2 separate regions of the Homo sapiens genome follow, and region 2 is linked to region 1. Evidence: read pairs that join two places in POLR2A ChIA-PET (ENCODE). Cell type or tissue: PC-3. All regions are shown on one strand. Each heading gives the region's core, and the rest is flanking DNA. Links, peaks and the distances in the headings are about the cores only.

Region 1 (8,047 bases), core at 1,879-6,878:
CATCATTGTCCTCCATATCTGGTGAGGAAACTAAGACACAGCTACTGCGGCAGAACAGTGATTAAAACCCAGGTTTTCTGGCTCCTGAACCTGTGCTTGTAGCCATTATGCTAGATTGCAAAAATGGTCACAATTCTCAACCCCTGCAGCCTTATTTTTCCAGTTTCTTTGTAAGAAAGCAATTGCAAAACCACAGCTTTGAATATGAGAATGTGAATTCAGATGGATTTCAACAATTGTGAGCAGCCCTGTTTAATTCCAAGAGTAAGGTTTCTGTTATGACTTTTCACTTTTTGCACTAGGCTGGCAAGAGTGACTTAAATAACTGCAATAGAGAATCAAAATCCGTTCACTGCAAGATGAAAAACCTTAGCAGAAACCCCATTCCCCAAATTAAACAAGGCTGTTTATAATAATTGACACTTATTCTAATTCACTTTCTGGTATTCAGAGCTGTGGCTTTGTAATTGCTTTTTCAAGGGGAGATATTGGCATTTCTAGACTACAAAGCAGCACATGGTATCAAGATGTGTTTTGTTTCTCATGAATAATGATGCTGAACACCTTTCTCATTTGCATATTGATCATTTTCATATCCTCTTTTGTGGAGTGCTTGTTCAGGATTCTGGCTCAACATTAAAAATTGTGTTGTATATCTTTTTCTTATCAATTTATAGAACTTTTATACAAGAATATAGTCTAGATATAAATTCTTTGCCATATGTGTGTGTGCATGCAAATGTCTGAATAACAAATATTTTATACCAGTCTGAGGTTTGCTTTTTCCATTCTCTTAACCATGTCATTCATTGAACAGAATTTCTTTATTTTAATTAAATCCAATTTATCAGTATTTCCATGTGTTCTGTCTAAGAAACTATGGCCTAACCTGAGGTCCCTGAACATATTTACTGTGTTTTCTTCTAGAATTTTTATTGTTTTACTTTTCGTCTTTAGATATATGATCTACCTTGAATTAATTTTTGTGTATAATGTGAGGTAAGGGACAAGAGTCTTTTTTTCCCATATGAATATACACTTGAACCACCACCATTTATTGAAAAGATAATTCTTTCTCCACTGAGTTTCTGTGATGCCTTTATCATAAATCAGATTTATCATAAATCCTATGGATGTGGGTCTGTTTCTGAAGTCTAATTTATTCCATGATCTGTTGTCTTTTCTTGTTCCAGTACCATACTGTTTTAATTTCTCTAGCTTTGATATCAGGTTTTGTCTTTTTTCTTCAGTATTGCCTTAGCTATTCAGAGTTCTTTTTATTTCCATATCAATTTTACAAATAGCTTATCAATTTCTACCAAAAAAATTGATAGCATTTTTATTGGGATTGCATTGAATTTATATATCCATTTGGAATGACTTGATATCTTAAGACTGTTGCATCTTTGAATTCCATGTTCATGATATTACCTGTCATTTACTTAGATCTTCTTTTACTTCTCTCAGCAACTATCTGTAGTTTTCATCGTAGAGATCTTATACAACTTCTATCAGATTTATTCTACATAATTGATGTTTTTGGTGCTTTAAAAATTTTACCAATTGTTTGTCTCTTTTTAAAAATAGATTCATTTCCCCAATGAAATTCTCCAACCTTTCTTCCATTTTGTCTATCATTTTCTCCATTCTCTTGACCATATTAATCACAGTTATTTTAAACTCCCTGTCAGTTATTGTTAACATCTGATTCACCTATAAATCTATTTACTTTAAATAAATTTCTACTTGGATTTCCATAATTTGGTTCAAAGCCTGGACGGTTCAAAGCCTGGAACATTCGCCAAGGTTTTTCTATTTTGGAAAGGTTTTAATTATGACCTTTGCCTCCCTAGTACTGAAATCTCTGATCAGATCTTCAGCTATCCTCCTTCCCTCCCTCCCTGCCTCCCTTCCTTCATTCCTTCCTTCCTGTCTCCCTCCTTCCCTTCCTTCTCTCTTTCTTTCTTTCTCTTTCTTTCTTTATCTTTCTTTCTTTCTTTCTCTTTCTTTCTTCTTTCTTTCCTTTCTTTTCTCTTTCTCTCCTTTCTTTCTTTTCTCTCTCTCCTCCCCTCCCTCTCTCCCTCCCTTCTTTCCTTCCTTCTTTTCCTCTCTCCCTCCTCCCTCCCTTCCTCCCCCCTCTCTTTCTTTGTGTCTTTCTCTCCTTCTATTTCTTTATTTCTTGTTTCATATTTTGTGTGCCAGCTTAGGAACCCATAAACTTTAGGGAAATAAGTTTGCAGAATTGTAGGCACCTTTGTTGTTTCCCTTCTTCAGGACTTTCCTAAGTCCTGCCTGCTTTGGCAGCTCCAAATTCTTACTTCTACTTTCTCAGCCCACTAAGACTGTTGTATTTGTATATCCCTATTCTGCAGTGTGTACATGTCCTCAAGAGAATATCTGGAATGTATGTGGACCTCATGCCATAGGGTTTTCTTTAAATCTCGCTTGTGCTTGGTGTCTCCAGTGCCTTCAGGCAATTGCTTTATGTATTTTGTGCAACGTTTATAATTTTTTTTTAAATTTTTTTAGTATTTATTGATCATTCTTGGGTGTTTCTCGGAGAGGGGGATTTGGCAGGGTCATAGGACAATAGTGGAGGGAAGGTCAGCAGATAAACATGTGAACAAAGGTCTCTGGTTTTCCTAGGCAGAGGGCCCTGCCGCCTTCCGCAGTGTTTGTGTCCCTGGGTACTTGAGATTAGGGAGTGGTGATGACTCTTAACGAGCATGCTGCCTTCAAGCATCTGTTTAACAAAGCACATCTTGCACGGACCTTAATCCATTTAACCCTTAGTGGACATAGCACATGTTTCAGAGAGCACGGGGTTGGGGGTAAGGTTATAGATTAACAGCATCCCAAGGCAGAAGAATTTTTCTTAGTACAGAACAAAATGGAGTCTCCTATGTCTACTTCTTTCCACGCAGACACAGTAACAATCCGATCTCTCTTTCTTTTCCCCACACTTCCCCCCTTTCTATTTGACAAAACCGCCATCGTCATCATGGCCCGTTCTCAATGTGCTGTTGGGTAAACCTCCCAGACGGGGTGGCTGCCGGGCAGAGGGGCTCCTCACTTCCCAGACGGGGCGGCCGGGCAGAGGTGCTCCCCACATCCCAGACGATGGGCGGCCGGGCAGAAACGCTCCTCACTTCCTAGACGGGATGACGGCCGGGAAAAGGTGCTCCTCACTTCCCAGACTGGACGGCCAGGCAGAGGGGCTCCTCACATCCCAGATGATGGGCAGCCGGGCAGAGACGCTCCTCACTTCTTAGACAGGGTGGCGGCCGGGCAGAGGCTGCAATCTCGGCACTTTGGGAGGCCAAGGCAGTCGGCTGGGAGGTGGAGGTTGTAGCGAGCCGAGATCACGCCACTGCACTCCAGCATGGGCAATATTGAGCACTGAGCGAGCGAGACTCCGTCTGCAATCCTGGCACCTCGGGAGGCCGAGGCTGGCAGATCACGCGCGGTCAGGAGCTGGAGACCAGCCCGGCCAACACGGCGAAACCCCGTCTCCACCAAAAAATACGAAAACCAGTCAGGCGTGGCGGTGCGTGCCTGCAATCCCAGGCACTCGGCAGGCTGAGGCAGGAGAATCAGGCAGGGAGGTTGCAGTGAGCTGAGATGGCGGCAGTACAGTCCAGCCTCCGCTTGGCATCAGAGGGAGACCATGCAAAGGGGAGAGAGGGAGGGGGAGGGGGAGGGGGAGAGGGAGCGTTTATAGTTACTTTTGAAGAAAGGGCTAGGTGATGCAAGCTATTTTATCATAGCTGGAGTCCTAAATCTTCTCAGTATCTAGCCTTAAAGTATTAAAGTATCTAGCCTTGAGCTGTCTGTTATCTTCAGTAAGTCTTCTAAACTTAATGGCTTCCTTTTCATAGTTTCTTCGGGGAATTAAAAGGAAAATGACTGTTTCATGTTTAGGCTGGCACAGGGTGAACAGAAGAGACCAGTCATAGAAGATGAGATATGAGGGGACAAAAATGCAGCAAAAGCAGAAAATAAAAGCAAATACTGCCTGGGAGAAATGCACAGATTACTGAGAGCTGGTGCATTGCCAGTGCACATGGAATGAGAACTATTTAGTGAGAATTTTTCTTTCCTACTCATATGTTTCTTCCTCTAAAGGGAGCCCATTTATCACAACTCTGGGTCTCTCTCTGTTTCTTTACTCACTGTGTCTCTGGGGTGGTGGAATGACTCATTTGTTTGAGAAATATGGGAAGAATTGTGGTGTATGTTTAGCTCAACTCTGTCCTCATACTGCCCACAGAAAACACGAATTTACTTATTGTCAGTAATAATACTGACAAATTTGGGTAGTCCCCTTCCACATGGCAAAGTCTCCTTGAATCTGACACTGGGACAGGGTGTTCAAGCCTTGAGTTCATTCAGCAAGAACATACGATTCTCAACGTAGACTCTTAGAACTTTGCTTTTATCTATCAAAAAGTTGCTATTTGTCCTGTATATATGTTTTTTTCCCCCTTCTCCTCAACTTGTTTAGAACCTAGATGAAAAGAGGGGTGCTATTTGTTGGGATATTCTCAAAGATCTTAACATGGACTGTCTTAGTCTTGATCTCCTAGAGAACAAAACCTAAGGGAAAGATCTGACAGTTGGTTTAAGAGGTGCAAGCCAGGGGTGTGAAAATGTTGAAAACAAATAGAAGTTAATTAAGGAAAGAGGTGAAGCTATGGGGTGTGATGTAGGATGCTGGCTTCAACTTCCCAATGAGCTGTAAAGAGATATAGGGCATCTGTCTTCATTTGGCACATGCGACTTTTTTGGAGTGTGTGTGTGTGTGTGTGTGTGTTGTGTTTTTTCTTTTTGAAACAGTCTCACTCTATCACCCAGGCTGGAGTGCAGTGGTGTGATCTCGGCTTACTGCAACCTCCCATCTCCTGGGTTCAAGCAATTCTCGTGCCTCAGCCTCCCAAGTAGCTGGGATTACAGGTGTGTGCCACCAAACCTGGCTAATTTTTGTATTTTTAGTAGAGACAGGGTTTCACCATGTTGGCCAGGCTGGTCTGGAGTGCCCGACCTCAGGTGATCCGCCAGCCTCGGCCTCCCAAAGTGCTGGAATATAGGCTTGAGCCACCGCGCCCTGCCTTTTTTGGAGAGTTTTTAAAGAGAAGCCATACTATGAATGGATGAAAGGAAGGACATATGTCTGCCTGATTCTCTTTTTTCCACCTGAGTACTAACCAGGCCCCACCCTGCTTAGCTTCCGAGAGCAGGCGAGATTGGGCTCATTCAGGGTGGTATGGCCAGACTCTGATTCTCTTTCATTTCCTGTTTCCCAATGGTCAAGATTTACTCCATGGAAAGTTAAGGCCCCTTACACTTCTGGGTGGCATCATCTAGCCCCTTCTCAGCTGCTCAGGTGCCGTGCCCCACTATGTAGCATTTCATCTGTGACACTGGGAATGAGGCGCCAACTGAGAGAAGACAGCAATTGAGGGAATCTTGAAAAAGGGCAAGGTTTATGTCCAATACAGAGACTGGAGATGTTTTCACTTTAATCTTCCTAGACTTGTGGACAGTACCTGCAGTACGTGGATCATTCATGTGAATGGCTTTCAGATTACACCAGGTAATGCTTTCTTTGTCCCAACAGTGTGATGGTCATGGGGAAAGCTTCCAGCCCCATGGGAAGCCAGCAGTGGCAATAGTTTGGGGAAGGCTGTTCTTTCAGCATTCCTCAAATCAGTGAACTTACTCAGTGGAGGGTTGGTTTGGGATGTGTTCTTGGGTTGAGGGTTTGGCCTCAATTAAATTTAAACAATAGATTCCTGTAACATAAAGAGTAAAATTATAACATTATACAATGTTATATATAGCTGAAAGGGATCTTACTCTTCCCATTCTTTTCTGAATGATTTTGTGAAGAGCCTGACAAAATCTCCTTTTCTTCCTTCTCTCCTTCTTCCTTCTCATTCTCACAAAGCAGAGAGATAAAGGCAAGAAGCCTATCACTCAAACACTGTCCCATGTCCCAGTAAACACAAACAGAGCTCCCGAAGGAGCTTTCAGAAAATTGCCCCTGCTGGCGTATTCCTTGTTTGGGTGCCAGGTGAGGGGAACCCTATTGTGTGAATACACAATGTGCCCAGTCTCTCTCCATCGAGGTCCATCACCATCTTTCTGCTGGTTGGAGATTATCACTGGCAACGCCTGCAGAGGAACCTGGGACCATATCTGCCCACTCTAGTCCCTCCACGAAAGCCGCAGGAGGATTGCCCCTTACTGACCACCTGCTGGCATGCACTGATGAAACTTCAGGTCACACAGTTGCTGCCACGGAGGTGAGAATTGGATTGGGTGGGTTAGAGCGAGTTTTGGGGTGGCAAGGCATAAAAGCAGATGGCCTGCCCTAACTGGAGGGTTTGTGCCTATTTTGCAGATTACAGAGATCTTTTGGGAAGTGGATGTGAAGGGCTCCGGAATGTTCCTGCCTGTGCCATTCCAGGGTGAGTTCTTGGGTGTTCATGCGGAAGGCCCGAATATTCTGTTATGGGTATCTTTCTACACAAAAACGTTATGCTGTACCCTCTACAACCTGTGTTCTAGTCAGTGCTAGACTTATCTGCAAAAGTGTCGGCAGAGAAAATGAGGTGAGGGTCTCTGAGAGACTGGCATTGAAAACTGGCTCTAGGGTTCTATGGGAAGAGAGGAGGGATGGCTGGGAGGCGAACTAATTTCCCAAGGCTAGAGCCTGTCTTAACGTCTCCTTTGGGGGAACCCAAGTTCTACCAAAGTTTAAAGTGGCAGAGTTTGAAGACAATACAGGCCCCAGGCCCATAGTCTGTGGATGAAACCGTAAATCTATCCCTCATCAGAGGGAGGCAGAAAGATGCTTCAAGCATGTAAACCCTGCCACTCAAGAGGTAGCGTCTAAGTGGGAGAAGAAGAAACATCATCATATGTTGGTCTAGAACAGAGATTCTCAAGTGTTTGGGTCTCAAGACTCCTTCACTCTCTTACAAGTGATAGAGGACCATAAGGAACTTTGGTATATGTGAGTTATATCAACCTATAGTTACTATACTTGAAATAAAACCCGGAGGACTTAAAAAAGTTTATTAATTTTAAAAACTCCAATAATAAACCCAATACCAATGAACATAAATACCACATATTTATGAAAATGACTTATTTTCTGAGACAAAAAATTATCAAAATGACACTGATGTATGTCTCTATAAAATGTTTGCCAATCTCTTTGATATCTGGCAAATCTCTCTTTGAGAAATGCTTTCTATCAGAAGACAGCTGGATTCTCATATCTGTTTCTGCACTAGTCTGTTTGATATCACATATCATGTAGCCTCTGGAGAGCACTAATGCACACTTGAGAGGACGAGATGAAAAAGGCGATTGATGCCTCAGTGTTATCATGAAAACTAGTTTTGACCTGAAAGAGGCTTAAAGTTTCCAAACCACACTTTAAGAATACCCGGTCAAGAATTTTCTGGTGAAACTTATTTATTTACTGTTCTTTTAAAAACAAGGGGTTTTTAATATCCATGAAAAGATAACTATTGATTCTTATTTGGCAGTAGAGAAAGTCTTAATGGTTAAAAAATTTGTAGTTTAGTGAAAATCATTTCTGGGGAAATATATTTGCTTCCATATTTTTTCCTGCAGCTTTCAATCTTGCTGGTAAGTACACTTCTACTTAGATGCTCTTTGCTTTGTGACAGAGAAACTCATATTTCTGATTTTTTCTTTAACTGAGGTTTTTCATTCCTGTGATCTCAGGCCTGCCGTGAGCCAAGGGACTTTGGCTGGGGCTGGGGATGGGATGAGAGGGTGGGAAGGTTAAGAGCTGGATCTGCCGTTTGCTGAGTGTGTGACCTTCACCGATTTACTTAGTGAATCCAGAAAGAAGCTTTTTATTGGAAGTAGCCAAAACAAACAAACAAACAAACAAAACAAAACAGAAAAACCCAGCCTGAAAGCCTTAAACAAGAAGAACAATGTATTTTCTCATATATTATGAAGGCTGAGGTAGAATTTCATTAGAGTTGGTTGATTCAATGGCCCG
Region 2 (8,047 bases), core at 972-5,971, 250 kb before region 1:
CTGCTCTAGGCCATGAGAAACTCACAGCCAAAAATGCAAATGATTCCAGATGATCATTCACTGTAGAAAAGGAATTGATGGGCCGGGCGTGGTGGCTCATGCCTGTAATCCCAGCACTTTGGGAGGCCGAGGCATTAGGATCACAAGGTCAGGAGATTGAGACCATCCTGGCCAACATGGTGAAGCCCGGTCTCTACTAAAAATACAAAAACTTTGCTGGGCGTGGTGGCGCACACCAGTAGTCCCAGCTACTCAGGAGGCTAAGGCAGGAGAATTGCTTGAACCCAGGAGGCAGAGGTTGCAGTAAGCTGAGATTGCGCCACTGCACGCCAGCCTGGTGACAGAACGAGACTCCATCTCAAAAAAAGAAAGAAAGAAAAAGAAAAGAAAGAAAAGGAATTGAGGAAGAGATTTCTAGACCACAGAGCAAAAAGGGAATGGGGGAACCCAGATAAAATGGCAGACTGAAAAAATTCTTTGCTCTTTAAGTTAGTCTCTCCCAACATATACAATGTCATGGATGCTGTATTAGTCATTTGAACAAAGTGCTATGTTAATTCAGAAAAGAGACAATTAATTTTCCCTGGAGAGACTGGAGATGCTTTCTAGAGGAAGTGTGACATTGAAGCAAGTTCATGAAAGATGAGTAGGAACTCACTAAGGGAGATAATGGAGGGAAGCAGTTCTTGGCAGAGGGAACAGCAAGAGGAAGCAGTGGGAATGCGAAAGGACAAGGTATTACCAAGAGGTCTGGTGAGAGTAGATCAGGGAGTGCGGGGTGAGAAATAAATTGAGACGAGAAGGTGGAGGCCTTCCTTAAAAGCCATGCTACACAGGGGATTTACACTTTATTTTGTAGGGAGATATTAGAATTTTTAAAGCAGGATACTGTTGAGAACAGATTTGTGATTCAGAAAGCAAATTATATTAATACTGTGAAGGATGAATTGGGGGAACAAGAAACTGGAAGAGAGCTTGAACTAGAATAGCTCCTTATTTTGGAAGAGAAGGAAGAGGGTGTTCTGAATAATGCCAGGGAGATAGAATGGCAAGACTTGACAGTGGGATATGGTAAGAAATGTATGGACAGATCTGTGATCAAAGCCTGGGTTAATCATTGCGGATAAGCTGTATATTCTTAAGTAATTTCTTCCCCCTCCCCTCCCCTCCCCTCCCCTTCCCTCCTCTGTCCTCCCCTCCCCTGTTCTCTCCTCTCCTTTTTTTTTTCTTTGAGACAGGGTCTGGCTTTATTGCCCAGGCTGGAGTGCAGTGATGGGATCATAGCTCACTGCAGCCTCAAACTCCTGGGCTCAAGCGACTTTTCCACCTCAGCCTCCTAAGGAGCTGGGACTATAGGCACACACCACCATGTGTGGCTAATTTTTTTGATTTTTTGTAGATACAGGGTCTCACTTTATTGCCCAGACTGATCTCAAACTCCTGGGCTTTCACTCTAGTTGTGTCCTTTGTGGTTCTTGGATGTCATCACCCCCACATTAGGCACCTGCAGGTATGTCCTTGTCCCCACCTGAGCTCTGGATGTACATTCCATGCTACTTTCCACTTTTGTGTCTCATGGTCATGACTGTAAGTCCCCTTGGACCCTTTGTCAGCTAAATTATGTGTCTTTCTTGGGGGCCCGTTAGCTTTTCTGTGCCACTCTCGGGGCTGCAAAAGATTCAGAGGGACTGCCTCAGACTTTCCCTACCTAGGGCACTATATGTGGTCATCTTTACCTTAATTCTGTGACAACATTGTGGTCTAGGAAACATCTGCTAGGCTGCTGCCTCCCAGGATTCCAGATGTTAATAGATTCCCAACATTGTCATGAGCCTCCACCATGTCTCCCCAACTTGGAGCTAACCCCAAGTAAGGGGCATGGTGGAGGACCTTTTCTTAGATCTTTATTACCTGAAGTTATTTTGCTTAACACTCATTTCTCTACTTTTGCGCTCCCCAACTTGGAAAGTCTTTATCTAGCCTAGGGGTGGGGGTGGGGTAGGGGGGTTGATATTAGTGGGAGGGGCAATTAAGATGGGTCAGCAAGTATCTCCCCAAATCTTTCTGTCTTACTACTAAGGCTTTTGAATTTGAGAGTCCAAGAGTTTGGCACCTTCATTCTCTGCTAGTCAGTGGGTTTTTGTTGTTTGTCTTTCTAATGCAATCAGGGAGAGTTGTTAAGTGAAGAGTGTAGAGAGAAAAAAATTCTGGAACAAATACCTTACTTAAATATCTTGATATGCTGAAATAAAGTTTTTGTCTCTTCCAAATATATGCATCCTCTTCTCACATCTGCCAAGACAGTCATAGGTAAGAAACCTCAAATTAGAATAAAGAGTATCCGCTTCCTTAATCTGATTTCTGTGTGCAGATAATGAGAAGAGGCGAAGGATCAACCAGATTCTGAAAACTTGCTTTCAGGTACCAGGGGCCAGAGCATAAAACTAGATATTTTCCCAGGATTGATTGATTTAGGTACTGACCCTCAGGGGTCACATAGAAAATTTCCCAGTGACATTAAAGGAAGCCCATACTCTATTGTGTAAGAAAAGAGAAAAACTAAACAAGCTGCCAGGTGTTGAACTTCTCCTTGTGTCCAGTTCTCGTTCTGCCTTGTGGAGCTGTAGGAGAGGGTCACCAATGCCCAGACATGCCATTACACCTTCCCTTCTTTTGCCCACCTTCTTACCTCTTAACATCATTCTCATGAATTTTTTTTCATATACTTGCTACCTTTTTCTAACTTTATAAAGACAGAAAAATAAATGAAGAATGAATCATCTGTCTTGTGTGTTAGATGTCATGGCAGGAGGTAGAAAGGAAACTGAATATGTCTTTAAACCCCTGGAGCATCTAGCTACAGATGGACTAAATGGTCCAACCCAAATGCAGAAAATCAGTGTAAACCACTTAGACTGTGATTCTGATTTCAATAAAAAGTGAATTTTTTTTCCAAGTAGGAATATGTTAAGCTGTTTTCTCTAATCAGAGACAAATTTTCAATGCCTGGATAACAAGTATTATCCTAAGTGCTACCCCTTTTTGTGTGCCAGCTATGTGACAGAAACTCACTATACCAGACACTTTATATCCCAATTAATCTTTGCAACAAACAGGGCAGGAAATAGCAGTTGTTCACTGTAGTCACACTCTTATGACCTAGAAGTGTTAATTTATATATATGTAAATTGTACATCTTCCTTATATATTATAATTATATAATTAAATTATACAATTATTATATATTATATTATATATTATATATATTATATGATATATGATATATGATATATATTATATTATATATTATTTATATATTTAATATATATCATATATAATATATATTATATATTATACAATATATACATTATATATTATATATTATACAATATATACATTATATATTATATACTATATATTATATATCATATATACTATATATAATATATAATATATGATATACTATATAATATATAATATATGATATAATATACTATGATATATAATATATGATATATGATATATCAAATATATAATATACGATATATAATATATAATATATGATATCATATATTATATATTATATATATTATATATTATATATTATATTTTATATATGATATATGATATATCATATATCATATATAATATATATGATATATCATATATCATATATAATATATATATTTTATATATTATATATGATATAATATATATAATATATGATACATGATATATAATATTATATATTATATAATATATTACATATAATATATAATATAATATATATAATATATACTATATAATATAATATAGGATATATAATATATATAATAATTATATTATATAGTATATATTATATATAATATATACTATATAATATAATTATATAATTATATAATTAAATTATATAATTAAATTATGATTTATATAATTATATATTCCTTATATATTATAAATGTATATATTATATATTTATTGTATATAAATATTATATATATAAAGAAACACAGTCTCTCTGTCATGCAGTGGCTCTATCATAGCTCACTGCAGCCTCAAACTCTTAAGCTCAAGTGATCCTCCGGCCTCAGCCTCCTAAGTAGCTGGGACTACAGGTGTGTGCCATTACGCCCAGCTAATTAAAAAAAATTTTTGTAGAGATGAGGTCTCCCTATGTTGCCCAAGCTGGTGTCAAACTCCTGGCCTCAAGCAATCCTCTTGCCTTGGCCTCCTAAATTGCTGGAACTACAAGCATGAGCCACTACACACAGCTATTTTGGTGTATTTCTAATATCTTTTAGATGCATATAATTTTTTATTTGTTTTGTCAATTACCACCATGGCCTAAACAATTTCCTATGTTGTTAAAAGCTTATTTTACTGACTACACTCATGACGTTTTTAATAGTGCATTGAAATTTTCCAATAAATTTCACAGATATATTGGGAGTAGACATAGCAGAGGGTATGGTAGCCTCAGATTAGCCTGGGTGTAATCTTGGAAGGAGGCAACTGCCTTGCTGCTCCCTCTACTTTTGCCTCTCCTGTAGCCAAGCCTCAGGAGAGGCTTTTCTGCATGGTTTCCAGGGTTTGGTTTGTGAGGGAAGAAGATGAGGGTAAAGTCAACTCAAACTTCATCATAGCATTGTGCCCACTTTGCCCTGTCACTGCCATTCTCCAGCAGAAACACTTTGGACACCAACACATGCTCCCTCTTGGAGAAACTTTCTAGTTTGGGTAAAAAGACCAAAAAGTGGGAAAAAATTAATTAGAAATATGGAGATCATGGGTGGAAGGAGCTACCATGGCATGACCCTGAAAGCCCTCAGCATATTCTGGCATGGATCTCTGAGGAAATACAAGATGACCTCTGTGTGAGGTGTTTTTCATGTTGGTTGGAATTTTCACTGGTAAGAACACAAGTACCTTTAAGCTTTGGCCAGAAGGTTTCAGATCTTGAATAAACCCAAACTCATTTGTGCTTTTTCTAAGTAGAATAGTCAGGTTGAACCTGTGGATCAACAGTTGACATTATGCCAACCAAAATATTTCTCTTTTTGGAAGCAACTAATGAGTTTCAATAATTCTTCTTGAGTCTTTCTCACATAAGGAAACAGGGCACATCATTAAAACTGCCCTGGAGGAAATTATATGATAATCTTTGTAAAACTAACATTCCAGAAGGGAGGGGACTTTACCAATGCAGGGGATTATTAATAGCTATTTTGTGCCTTCAGATGGCATGATGCTTTATGTGTTAGTGAATTTCACAGGATCACATATGTGCAAGGGGGCCAGGCTCGGATCAAGGGGGTATGTGGCTGCTGGCTCTGATTTTTGTTCTGCTGGGCCTTGGTGGAAGCAACCAGTTAGGCAAATAGAGCCAGGCACACTATCCTTAATGTATTAGACAATTGGTAATTCTTTGTTGTTTATGATGATAGGTTTGATAGGAATCTCTGGACATGGAGATAGAAAACCAGGTGGCTCTACCATTTATTAGTTCTATAACTATAGACAGATTACTTGTCTCACCTGAACCTCCATTTCCTTATCTGTAAAATGGAAATACAATCTCTTTCAATAAGTTGTTATGAAATCTAAATAAGATAATATATGTAAAAGTGCTAGACATGGAAAAATATTTTATAATTTTTAAGGTATATTATTATTGTTGTTATGATTATCATTACTAGTAAGTTTAATCATGGAAGACTTATGGACTGACTAGTAAACTAGGATAACTTAGTGGGGATCTGTGGTTTGGAGTCTCAAAATAATAATGAAAGCCTAAATGTCAGACCTTTTTTTTTTCCCCTGAGACGGAGTTTCACTCTTGTTGCTCAGGCTGGAGTGCAATGGTGCAATCTTGGCTCACCGCAATCTCTGCCTCCCGGGTTCAAGCAATTCTCCTGCCTCAGCCTCCTGAGTAGCTGGGATTACAGGTGCCTGCCACCACGACTGGCTAATTTTGTATTTTTAGTCGGGACAGGGTTTCTCCATGTTGGTCAGGCTGGTCTTGAACTCCCAACCTCAGGTAATCCGCCTGCCTTGGCCTCCCAAAGTGCTGGGATTACAGGCGTGAGCCACTGCGCCTGGCCCAGACCTTTATTTTACACACACACACACACACACACACACACACACACACACACACACACTGCAGTTTGTTTCACTGAAGACATTGGGACTTGGTTTCAATTAGTTTCTGGTTCAAACAATTAGTTAATGGCAGGATCAAGATGATAAACCACTGTTTTGGCCAGGCACGGTGGCTCATGCCTGTAATCCCAGCACTTTGGGAGGCCGAAGCGGGTGGATTACTTGAGGTCAGCCTGGCCAGCATGGTGAAACCCTATCTTTACTAAAAATACAAAAATTAGCTGGACATGATAGCTGGTGCCTATAATCCCAGCTACTTGGGAGGCTGAGGCAGGAGAATCACTTGCACCCAGAAGGTGGAGGTTGCAGTGAGCCAAGATCACACCACTGTACTCCAGCCTGGGAGACAGAGCGAGACTCTGTCTCAAAAAGAAAAAAACAGCAAAAAAATGATAAACCACTATTTCAAGTAAATGTGAAATAGGACTGAGCGTTGAAGCAGCCTGAATCTGACATTAAATCCTATGGTGACCTATCACATGGAGACACAGAGGCTTGCGGGCAAATAACTGAAGTTCTTGATAACTAAGCTTGATGGAGGACACAGAGAGATTGTTCAGGCTAAGAATCACCAATGGATTTTTGTCATTTTAATGATATTATTAATCTGTAAAGGTATTGTTTAGAAAACATTGCCATCATATAATTCTTGTTAATTGCTTAGGATAATAAATAATATCTGCCATTTATTATTAATCACCCATTACATGCCAGGCATTCTACTTAAATCATGTCACTTAATCCCTTCGACCATCTGGAAAGTGGCACTACTGTCCCATTTTACAGATGAAATCAAAGCTCAGAGACACTAGGGAACTTGCTCAAGGTCACACAGTGGGTAAATGTCAGAGCCAGGATTCTAATTCACATTTGTATGACACTGAAGCTCAGGCCCTTTCTATCACTTACAGTTAATGAGTGTGGATGACCCAGAGACTAAGATTGTTTCCTTCATGGCCACATCTTTAATTTCTGCCAATCTGAAAACAAAACTTCTGCACAAGCGTTAGTGTCCTTAACCAGAGCTGCTTGCCCAACACAGTCCACACCATTAAGATTCTCTACTGCAAACAGGGCTTTCGATCCTTCCCTTTTACAGTGAATTCACACTCAGTTTGACCCCAGCTCTCCAAAGCTTTCTATCTGATCTTGTTTTCTGTTTTCAATTTTCATAAGCATGTCAGATTCCTTTCTTGAATGTGAAGGGGAGGAAAAGAATCATTATATAGGCCGGGCGCGGTGGCTCACGCCTGTAATACCAGCACTTTGGGAGGCCGAGGCGGTCGGATCACCTGAGGTCAGGAGTTCGAGACTGGCCTAGCCAACATGGTGAAACCCAGTCTCTACTAAAAATACAAAAAAATTAGCTGGGCGTGGTGGCGGGCACCTGTAGTCTCAGCTACTTGGGAGGCTGAGGCAGGAGAATCACTTGAGCCAGAGAGGCATAGGTTGCAGTGAGCCATGATCACACTGTTGCACTCCAGCCTGAGCAACAAGAGCGAAACTCCATCTCAAAAAAAAAATCATTATATAAAGTCAAATATGGATACCTTTTGTTTGAATAAACATGAGAGATTAGGGCAAACACTCAGGTTAAATAGGATATGACTACTGCTTAGGGTTAAAGCATGACAATAAATATTTTTAGACAACTAACTGAAAGACAGGTCTGTCCTCTCATTTTCCTGAGACCCATATACATACTTGAACATTAAGCAACGGGTCCTGGAGAGGGAGGTAAGAAGTATTTCACATTTCTACAATTTTGCTGAAATAATCTTACATGTAGAACATACACATCATGCTTTTATTTGGAAAACCTCATTCCACATGGAGGGCATTTGGGCTGTGACGGGGTGGGCAGATGACTAAGTCGGAGTCAGAA

What was found. ChIA-PET counts read pairs that join two places held together with the same protein. Peaks named below come from ENCODE experiments on the same cell type or tissue, not always from the same donor. Only the 100,000 strongest peaks of a DNase experiment are listed, where the experiment ranks them.
Region 2: POLR2A ChIA-PET joins it to region 1 with 9 read pairs; 3 of 35 experiments call an interaction of 5 or more read pairs at or near these places.

The regions. Positions count from the first base shown.
Region 1 is chr5:56,255,172-56,263,218 of GRCh38, forward strand. It overlaps the pseudogene RNA5SP185. Among named protein-coding and RNA genes, the nearest start is that of ANKRD55, 26 kb to the left of the region's middle. RefSeq lists an enhancer at 2,448-2,955. In PC-3, for the core only: no CTCF peak of the experiment used is centred there; a DNase peak (open chromatin) is centred at 4,190.
Region 2 is chr5:56,003,975-56,012,021 of GRCh38, forward strand. No RefSeq gene overlaps it. Among named protein-coding and RNA genes, the nearest start is that of IL6ST-DT, 13 kb to the left of the region's middle. RefSeq lists an enhancer at 8,011-8,047. In PC-3, for the core only: no CTCF peak of the experiment used is centred there; no DNase peak of the experiment used is centred there.